3 separate regions of the Homo sapiens genome follow, and all the other regions are linked to region 3. A link is a loop called in an ENCODE intact Hi-C map of the cell type or tissue named here. Cell type or tissue: IMR-90. All regions are shown on one strand.

The links. Peaks named below come from ENCODE experiments on the same cell type or tissue, not always from the same donor. Only the 100,000 strongest peaks of a DNase experiment are listed, where the experiment ranks them.
Region 1: it touches region 3 in a loop (5-fold over the local background); 2 of 110 quality-filtered maps call a loop at or near these places.
Region 2: it touches region 3 in a loop (2.6-fold over the local background); 2 of 110 quality-filtered maps call a loop at or near these places.

What each region holds. Positions count from the first base shown.
Region 1 is chr1:217,417,637-217,420,136 of GRCh38, forward strand. No RefSeq gene overlaps it. Among named protein-coding and RNA genes, the nearest start is that of GPATCH2, 210 kb to the right of the region's middle. In IMR-90, no CTCF peak of the experiment used is centred here; no DNase peak of the experiment used is centred here; H3K4me3 peaks cover 309 bases; H3K27ac peaks cover 755 bases.
Region 2 is chr1:217,133,587-217,136,086 of GRCh38, forward strand. It overlaps a transcript of ESRRG not described here. Among named protein-coding and RNA genes, the nearest start is that of ESRRG, 410 kb to the left of the region's middle. RefSeq lists enhancers at 96-862, 2,411-2,500 and a silencer at 1,021-1,315. In IMR-90, no CTCF peak of the experiment used is centred here; no DNase peak of the experiment used is centred here; H3K4me3 peaks cover 869 bases; H3K27me3 peaks cover 1,642 bases.
Region 3 is chr1:217,659,547-217,662,046 of GRCh38, forward strand. All of the region lies in intron 3 of SPATA17 (spermatogenesis associated 17), which reads left to right. Among named protein-coding and RNA genes, the nearest start is that of SPATA17, 29 kb to the left of the region's middle. RefSeq lists an enhancer at 361-1,560. In IMR-90, a CTCF peak has its summit at 1,428; DNase peaks (open chromatin) are centred at 975 and 1,275; H3K27ac peaks cover 540 bases.

The DNA.
Region 1 (2,500 bases), 240 kb before region 3:
AGTTACTAGCAAAGCATTTGGATTAAACAAAATTCAGGAAGGACTCCGCTGCCAGGCAGGGTCAACATGGATGCCTCTGTACAAAGAAAGCTATCCCATCAATATTGTTGTTATAGGGGGATTCTTCTCCTGTAAGAGGAAATGGAAATAACTCCATCCCTGTCCCAACAGAGCATGTTAACACAGGGATTTTAAGGTGCATTTTGTGCTATTATCTGGTGGGCGTCAAGCTGGTTTCTGATTTTGAAATGCCTTCCCTTCTCCTGCCTGCCTCTGTGACAAAGTGGCATGACACAAACGTGGCTTTGATCCCCTTCTTTACATTAATTCTCTTTTTACAGATATAAGCTTTTTTGTACCCAGCTTTAGTTTTATTTTTATTCCTATTATTAAAGTGGCTACCAGCTGCTTCTTTTCAGCATTTATGAGGATTTGGCAGTTATTTATTTTTTTATTTCAGTGGTGGGGAGTCCAAAGTTCAACTCTAGCAAGGGGTCCATCAGACTGTGTTTTGAGGGTGGATTATACATGAGGCAGGCCCACACCTTGGCTCTGATATCAGCTCTATGGGCCTCCTCTTGCCTGGGAGCCTGTGGCAAGTTGCGTTCCTGGAGCCTCCCAGAGCGGGTGGATGTAGCGGGAGAGACGAAGGCTTTAGGCTAAATTGCCAAATCCTATATTTGTACACCAGCAGGCAATAAGTGAAGAAGCTTAAGCATTGCATTCCCACTGTCTGAGTCTGCAGACCCTGCAATCAAACACCGAGACCATATTCTGAAACAATTGTGTCCGATGACAGTTTATTATGGAAAGAGTCAGTATCACTCAGGATGCTTGCCAATAAAACAAAGCGAAAAACAGGATCTCTTCATAATTTCTACTCCATGATCCACAATTTCATAGATGATAGCTGAGCTCTTACTCAGATTTCAAAAACCACTTTGTGTACTTATGGGCCATTCACTCACACAGGGCCCGAGATGGGGGAACCCTCCACAGGCAGCAGGCAGCACCAAACAGAGACAGCCTGCTTTTGCTAAGCCCATCCCGAGCCTACCCCGTGACCTCCTCTCCCGGCGACACGGACAACCTATAAAGACTGAGTTAAGCGTGAGATCCAAACAGGAGCCAGCCCTGATGATTTGCCTCTTATTTTGGTGTTAAAGCTGGGAATTATCATCCTGCAGAATGATTTTAGACACCTCTGAGTCAATCCTTTATTTCTAAATCAGAACAGCACGGTCACCAGCAGGTTTGACAACAGGTAAACTTTTGCAAAATGCCAGCTGGCCTCACTAAGAAATTATACTCAGTGGAAGGCATGGAGCTACATTTTCTTGTCACCTCTGGCAGACATTTTGTTTACAGATTTCGCTGAATGTTCCTCTTAGTTAAGGAATTCAGCTGGAGGCTGCCTGTGTGAAATAGTCACACTCATTTCTTCAGCATTTGCTTGAAAAAAATATTTTCCCTCAAATAAAATTGTGCAAGCAGCCACTCTGACTTTGGACAAGAAAGTAACACTTTCATGGTGTCTGCTGTGGACAAGTAAGAGCTGCATATCCGGCATTTACATTCCATCATATATACTGGCATTTGATTAGAGTCAGTATAAGATTTTAAACGTTTTTTTTTCTTCAACAGTTAAAAAAAATCAGATGAAAGCAAGGCTGGTATTCACCAGCATGCACCATCACACTCTGTCAGTTATTAATAGCTGGCATTCATTCAGATAAGATGGGTTTCCAGTCTCATTGGCTGGTGCCTGTGCCAGTCTGATTATGAACTATTTTGAATATCATTCCTGAATATATGTTGCATATTTCCAAAAAGATGCTAAATCCCTTGTGGGTGGAGAGTACAGTATAAAATTCTTATGAATCCTTGCAGCAACCAACTTGGTGATAAGCACATGGCAGATGCTCCATAAATACTTAGGAAGTGGCATTTAATTAGATAATAGGAAATAGACACATTCTGCATTGGCAGAATATGACTATCATTGGTCTCATTTCACTCTGTAATGAGCTGTTTACCTAGCCTAATGACCTGCGAGGTGCTGTGGTTATTTTCACAGGTGCAAAAGTCAGATTAAAGAATGGACCGGGAGAGGGTCACAGAAAAACCCTACGCTACTCATCAACACAGGAATGCACAATGCCTGCACCCAGTGTGAGGTGCACCAAAAAATCTTTGCTCGCTCAACCTACTGCCAGACATGATTAGGAAATGGAGAGAGGAGGTTAGACTCTTAGGTGTGTTAAAACATTTCTGCCCATCACCCTAGAGTAGGGCTGAAATGTTGTCGTCAACGGATTCACGAAGGGTTTCAGCTAATTTAGACTGCTATTTCATACTAGCTCACCTTTTGATTAGTTTAACGTCTTCTTTTAAAATAAATGTCTTTTGGCTTCTTTTTACTCAAAACCCAGTGCCGCCCCCCCAGCCCCCACCACTTTTTAAAAATTTTAAACCAGCCAATACATACTTTTCACATTCT
Region 2 (2,500 bases), 530 kb before region 3:
AGCAATGGTGTTTTCCTTTTTTCTTTCTTTCTTTCTTTCTTTCTTTCTCTCTCTCTCTCTCTTTCTTTCTTTCTTTCTTTCTTTCTTTCTTTCTTTCTAACTGTGCTTTTACTTTGAGTCTTTTCCTTCTCTCTTTTCCTCAGTACTTCTGCCTTTCTTACTTTGACCTGTTCTCTCCTTTCCTTCCCTTCCCATTAGGGCCTAGGGCAAAGATCAACAGCTAAGATAAACCCTCAACCAAAGAGCTGAGCGCATTTACAGTTGGGGAATGGGGCTGAGAGATACTGAGACATCGCACCTCCAGCACCTGAATTCCAACATTTAGAGGTCAGAGCCACCGGTTTCTGCCTATGAAGATGTACTAAGTTTCGCATCTACCCATATCCCCGAATGTGGCCCAGAGTTAGTGGCAGAAACTTGTTTCTGCTTTTAACTTTGCAGTTGAGTTTTGGAAAGCGGTTTTGGGAGGGCCAGGTTGAGAATCTGGGCAGCTCCGGGCCAGATGCGGGCGCCCCGGGTCCTGTCTGAACCAGACTGCTGCTGCAATGTGAGCTCGGGAGGGAACTGGGGATGCGAGCTGGGAACAGACCGCGCTCCAGCCCCCATGGTTTGTGACGGGGAACTTCGGGCGCACACACCCTGGGGAGTAGGTCTCCTCCAAATGGCACCGACACAGACTGGCGCTGGATCTTCTCTCCCTGCTAATCTATCCGCAAAGACCGCCTGGGCACTTTTGGGGGAATGTGGCCAAAAGGGGACTCTAACTGCGACATCTACAGAGGAAGGAGAAACTGGTGGTGCCTAAGAAGTTGATCTCGATGCGCGCAGTGAGGGCACAGGGCCCTGCGCGCCAGAGAAGCGAAGCCAGCGGTCTCCACTTACTTGTTCTTAATTCCTCCCTACCCCCGCTCTGGCCTCTCATTTTCGGCCTCATGGATCCAAGACCCGAGGTTATTTTCAGTCACAACTTTCTCCACACCCCGTACCCCCAAAAGTGTACCTCAGCTCAGGCGGGAAAGGGCACTTTGACCCGCCGTGCGCGAGTTTCCAGCCAGCCGCTGCGCGCCTGAGAGAAAGAGCGCCTGGCTGCGGCTCCGAGCGCACAGCTCTTCCCCGCGTGTTTGGCGCGGCTACGTTTCTCTTGCTCCGGGCTGAGGCTCGAGGAACCTCGCCAGCCTGCTGTGGTCCCGTCCCCTTGACGTTTGATTTCTAAAACCGCATAGTCTGCGGCTCTGGCATTTAGAAAAAGAGGACAAGGTCAAGGCCTGTGGACCGACCGCCGCGATCCGCTTGCACCTTTGCTCTCACAGCAAGCGAGTCCTGGCCGCAGCCGCTGGAAAAAGGTGCCGCAGCGCCCAGTTTACCTGGAATTCAGGGACCTGACCCTGACTCTATTTCCGGCTAGTCCCAGCCTCTCCTTCCTCTCCTTTCCCCGCTTTCCGCCCAGGGCGGTTCTGAGATTTTGATTAAGAGAGATCTGTCCCCGCACCGCAGAGGGATGGTGCCAAATGGCCAGGCTTCCTGGGCACTGCGTCCTCATTCCCAGGTCAGAGCTACTGCGAAAGGAAAGGTCTCCATCTGGACGCACCTCGTCCCCTCCCCCAGCGCGCGGGGCAGCCCTCTAGGGCCAGCTCGGGCACGCGCTTTTCCCCCTCCTCACCCCCTGCTCCGCCCAGCCCCGTACAGTTTTATTCTTTATGAAACACACACGCCCACCCCGCCTCCCACGTAAAGGCCAGTCTTGACTCATTTTGCGCCCAGATGCAAACTCAGCTGGAAGTTGAGGGTAGGGCCAAAGAGGTGAGGGGAGGGTAAGAGATACAGCGAAATAGAGAATGAGAAGGGAGAAATCAAAGGGGGAGGAGGGACAAGAGAAAGCGTGTGGAGCTGGAGGTTGAAGGGGCAGAGGCGGAGGCCAAGGACTGAGCAAGGGGCGCGCGCGCGGCGGCGGCGGCGGCGGTGTTGGCGGCGGCGGCGGCAGGGCGGCTGCACCTCCTCCCAGCCTTTTCGCCCGCGCGCGCGAAGCGGGGTCAGGCGCGGACCCACATTCACCGACTGCAGAACTGTTTTCTTTGCCACTACCAGAGGGTGTTTCGGGGCTCCCCACGGTCTTCTCCCTGGCTGCTTGCCGCGTGAGAGCAGAAATAAAACAAAACAAATCACGGGACACGACGGAGTCGGGCCGCTGGGCGCCTCCGGGATCGCTCTCACTTTGCACTCGGAAGCGGGCGCGGGGATTCGGGCTGCCGCGTGTAGCCTATAAATAGCAAACTTTTTGACCGAAGCAACTAACAAATAAGAGGAGCAGGCGTGCATTTTGCTCAAGATCCCCCCTTTTCTGGGGACGACCTTACTCCCACCCCCGCCCCCTTTGCAGTAGTTGTGAGGGGATAGATTGGGAGAGAGAGATGAAATTTAATTTTATTAGAATTTACAGTAGTGGTGTTAATTTTTGCGGAAGGGGGTAAGAATCTCGCCATTTATCTGACCTTCTCTACCC
Region 3 (2,500 bases):
CAGGTGGTATCTGTTTTATAGATGAAGAAATTGGTACTCAGGGAGACTAAATGATGTGCCTAGGGTTCTCAGCTCCTGATCCATATATATCTATATAGATCCACATACTAAATACTAAACATCTTCTCTGGATGTCCCTCGGGTGGCCCAAATTGGCTCGTCCTATATTTCTTTTTTTCAGGTAAATAGTACTGCAATTCAACCAGAAATCGAACCCTGAGAAACAGTCATCCTAGACTCTCTACCACCTCTTGTTCCCTATCTCACCTTCTATTGGTCATCAAATCATTTTTACTTTCCCTCTTAAAAGCCTCTTGATTCCAAACTAAACTGCATCATTTTACTGCCATGCCTGTAGTCCTCCTTCCCATAGCATACAATGTAAAGTCCTTGCTTTTTAACATGACATGTGAGGTCTTCCATGGTCTTACCATTGCTTCTTATCTAATGTCACTTCTTGCTATACCTATGTAAATATGCTTTAGTCGTATTCAACCACTTGCCATTGCCCAAATATGCAGTGTCCTTATCACCCAAAGATTTTTGGCAAATGCTGTTCCCTCTGCCTGGAATGCTTTTCTTCACTCTAACATGCCTCTCATTGGTCTTATTTCCTACGTATCCCTCAAGACTTTACTTGAAGATCAACTTTTCCTAATCTTAGTAGAAAGTAAAATTTGGGAATACTGAAAACATTAATTTTGTCTTCTTAAATGCTTGTCATGTAGGCATTTCTCTCACTGATACATTTGTTTATTTACATCTCTCTCATTTGATTGGAAGCTCCTGAGTAGCAGTGATGAGTCTAATTATATCTCAAAAATATCCCTGTGACTGACACATAAAAGGCCTACTGAAATTTTTACCAACTGGATAAATGATTCACAGGGATACAAGTTGGAAGATGTTTGCTATGACCAATGTAGATGATGATTAACATCAGTATGTGCCAGGGTGGATTGTATTCTTGTTCAAAATTAGTCATCCCATCTCCCCTTCTTCATAAAAAGGATGATTCATACTCATCCCACCGATGTGGGGCTTGTCTATGTGTTGTGAGCAGATGGGATATATGCCACACCCAAACTGAAGCTTTAAAGAGGTGTTCTCGGTCTTTTCCTCTGGCAAAAGAATGGCATACCTTAGATCCAGCTTGCTCCTTCAACCTTAGGGCTGAGACGAAGAGATATGTGGGACATAGCTACAGGGAACCTTAGCTCACATGTAGTGTGAGTAAGAAATAAACTTTTGTTGTTTTGCAACCTACTGCAATGGTTGTATTTTTATCTCAGCAAAGCTGATTGATAGTTATAATGATAACAAAAGCAAGGATGTTTATAAGAAACATTCTGAATGGGTTACTCGGTTATGCTTACAAAAAGATGTTTGGAGCTTTTGGAGTTTGTGATGATGTTAGGACACCTCCATGTGGTGGTATCTTGTAAGGCGATGGTGCAAACTCAGCAAAATCTCTGGCACATCAAAATTAGAACTCAACAAATATTTGTTAAACCAAGCTATTGAATGGGAGCTTAGATTAAAGATCAGCACTGGAGATAAAAGTTCTAGATCCATAGTTATAAGATGACAGGATTTTCTACCTAATGAAAAAAGTATGTGAACAGTACAGAATGGTGTCTAAGAATTGAGGCTTGTGGAATGCATTAGGTAGAATTTAGGAAGAGGAAAGGGAATTAAAAATAAGAATAAACAGGAAAACAGTGATGTTATATCACAGGAATTAGAGGAGAAAACTTATAGGAAACTTGGAGTTGTCAAATGTGAAGTTCAAGCAGAAAGAGGACTGTGAAAAGATAGAAGTTCTGGGATCTCTTTAGTGAGGAAAGTCAACTTTCCTCAAAATTCTCCTATACCCAAATATTTATATCCAGCTTTTAAATAATTCTCATGGTGACATCAAATAGCTTATCAAGTCCTAAAGAGTCATGTGCTCTGCATTGCAGTGACTTCATTAACCCACAATAATAGAGCTATTCCAGTCTTGTTTTGTGATTTGTTTGCCTCTTTTTTGCTTCCTGTATGACTGTTGTTTTTGTTTTTCTTTTCAACTTCCATTTTAGGCCTTTCTGCTGACTTTCATACTGCTATATCTAGCAACATAACCCAAATTTGCCTATCTTAGGGGTACAGAACTGTTGGGTCACAACTGTGAAAATTCTTTCCTATTATTGAGGATGTGCTCTGATTCTCCTTTTTATTGGTAACAAACTTATTGTCACCTGGTGCATGTGCTCAGTGCACATGCATTTTATGCATGCTGAACTCTTGGTTTAATTTTACTGTGGCCTGTTCATTTCATTATACAATCAAATAGTCCTACTATTTGGGGACCCATCTTGTTTTAGCTGTGTAGTGTTCTAGTTAGCTTTTCCTTACCCCTTCCTTACTCCATTCGTTTCATAAATGGGGAAATAAAAATAAGTCATTCTTTTAAGCAATAGTACCACAAAAATGTAGAAATATCCTTTCATTTGCTTCT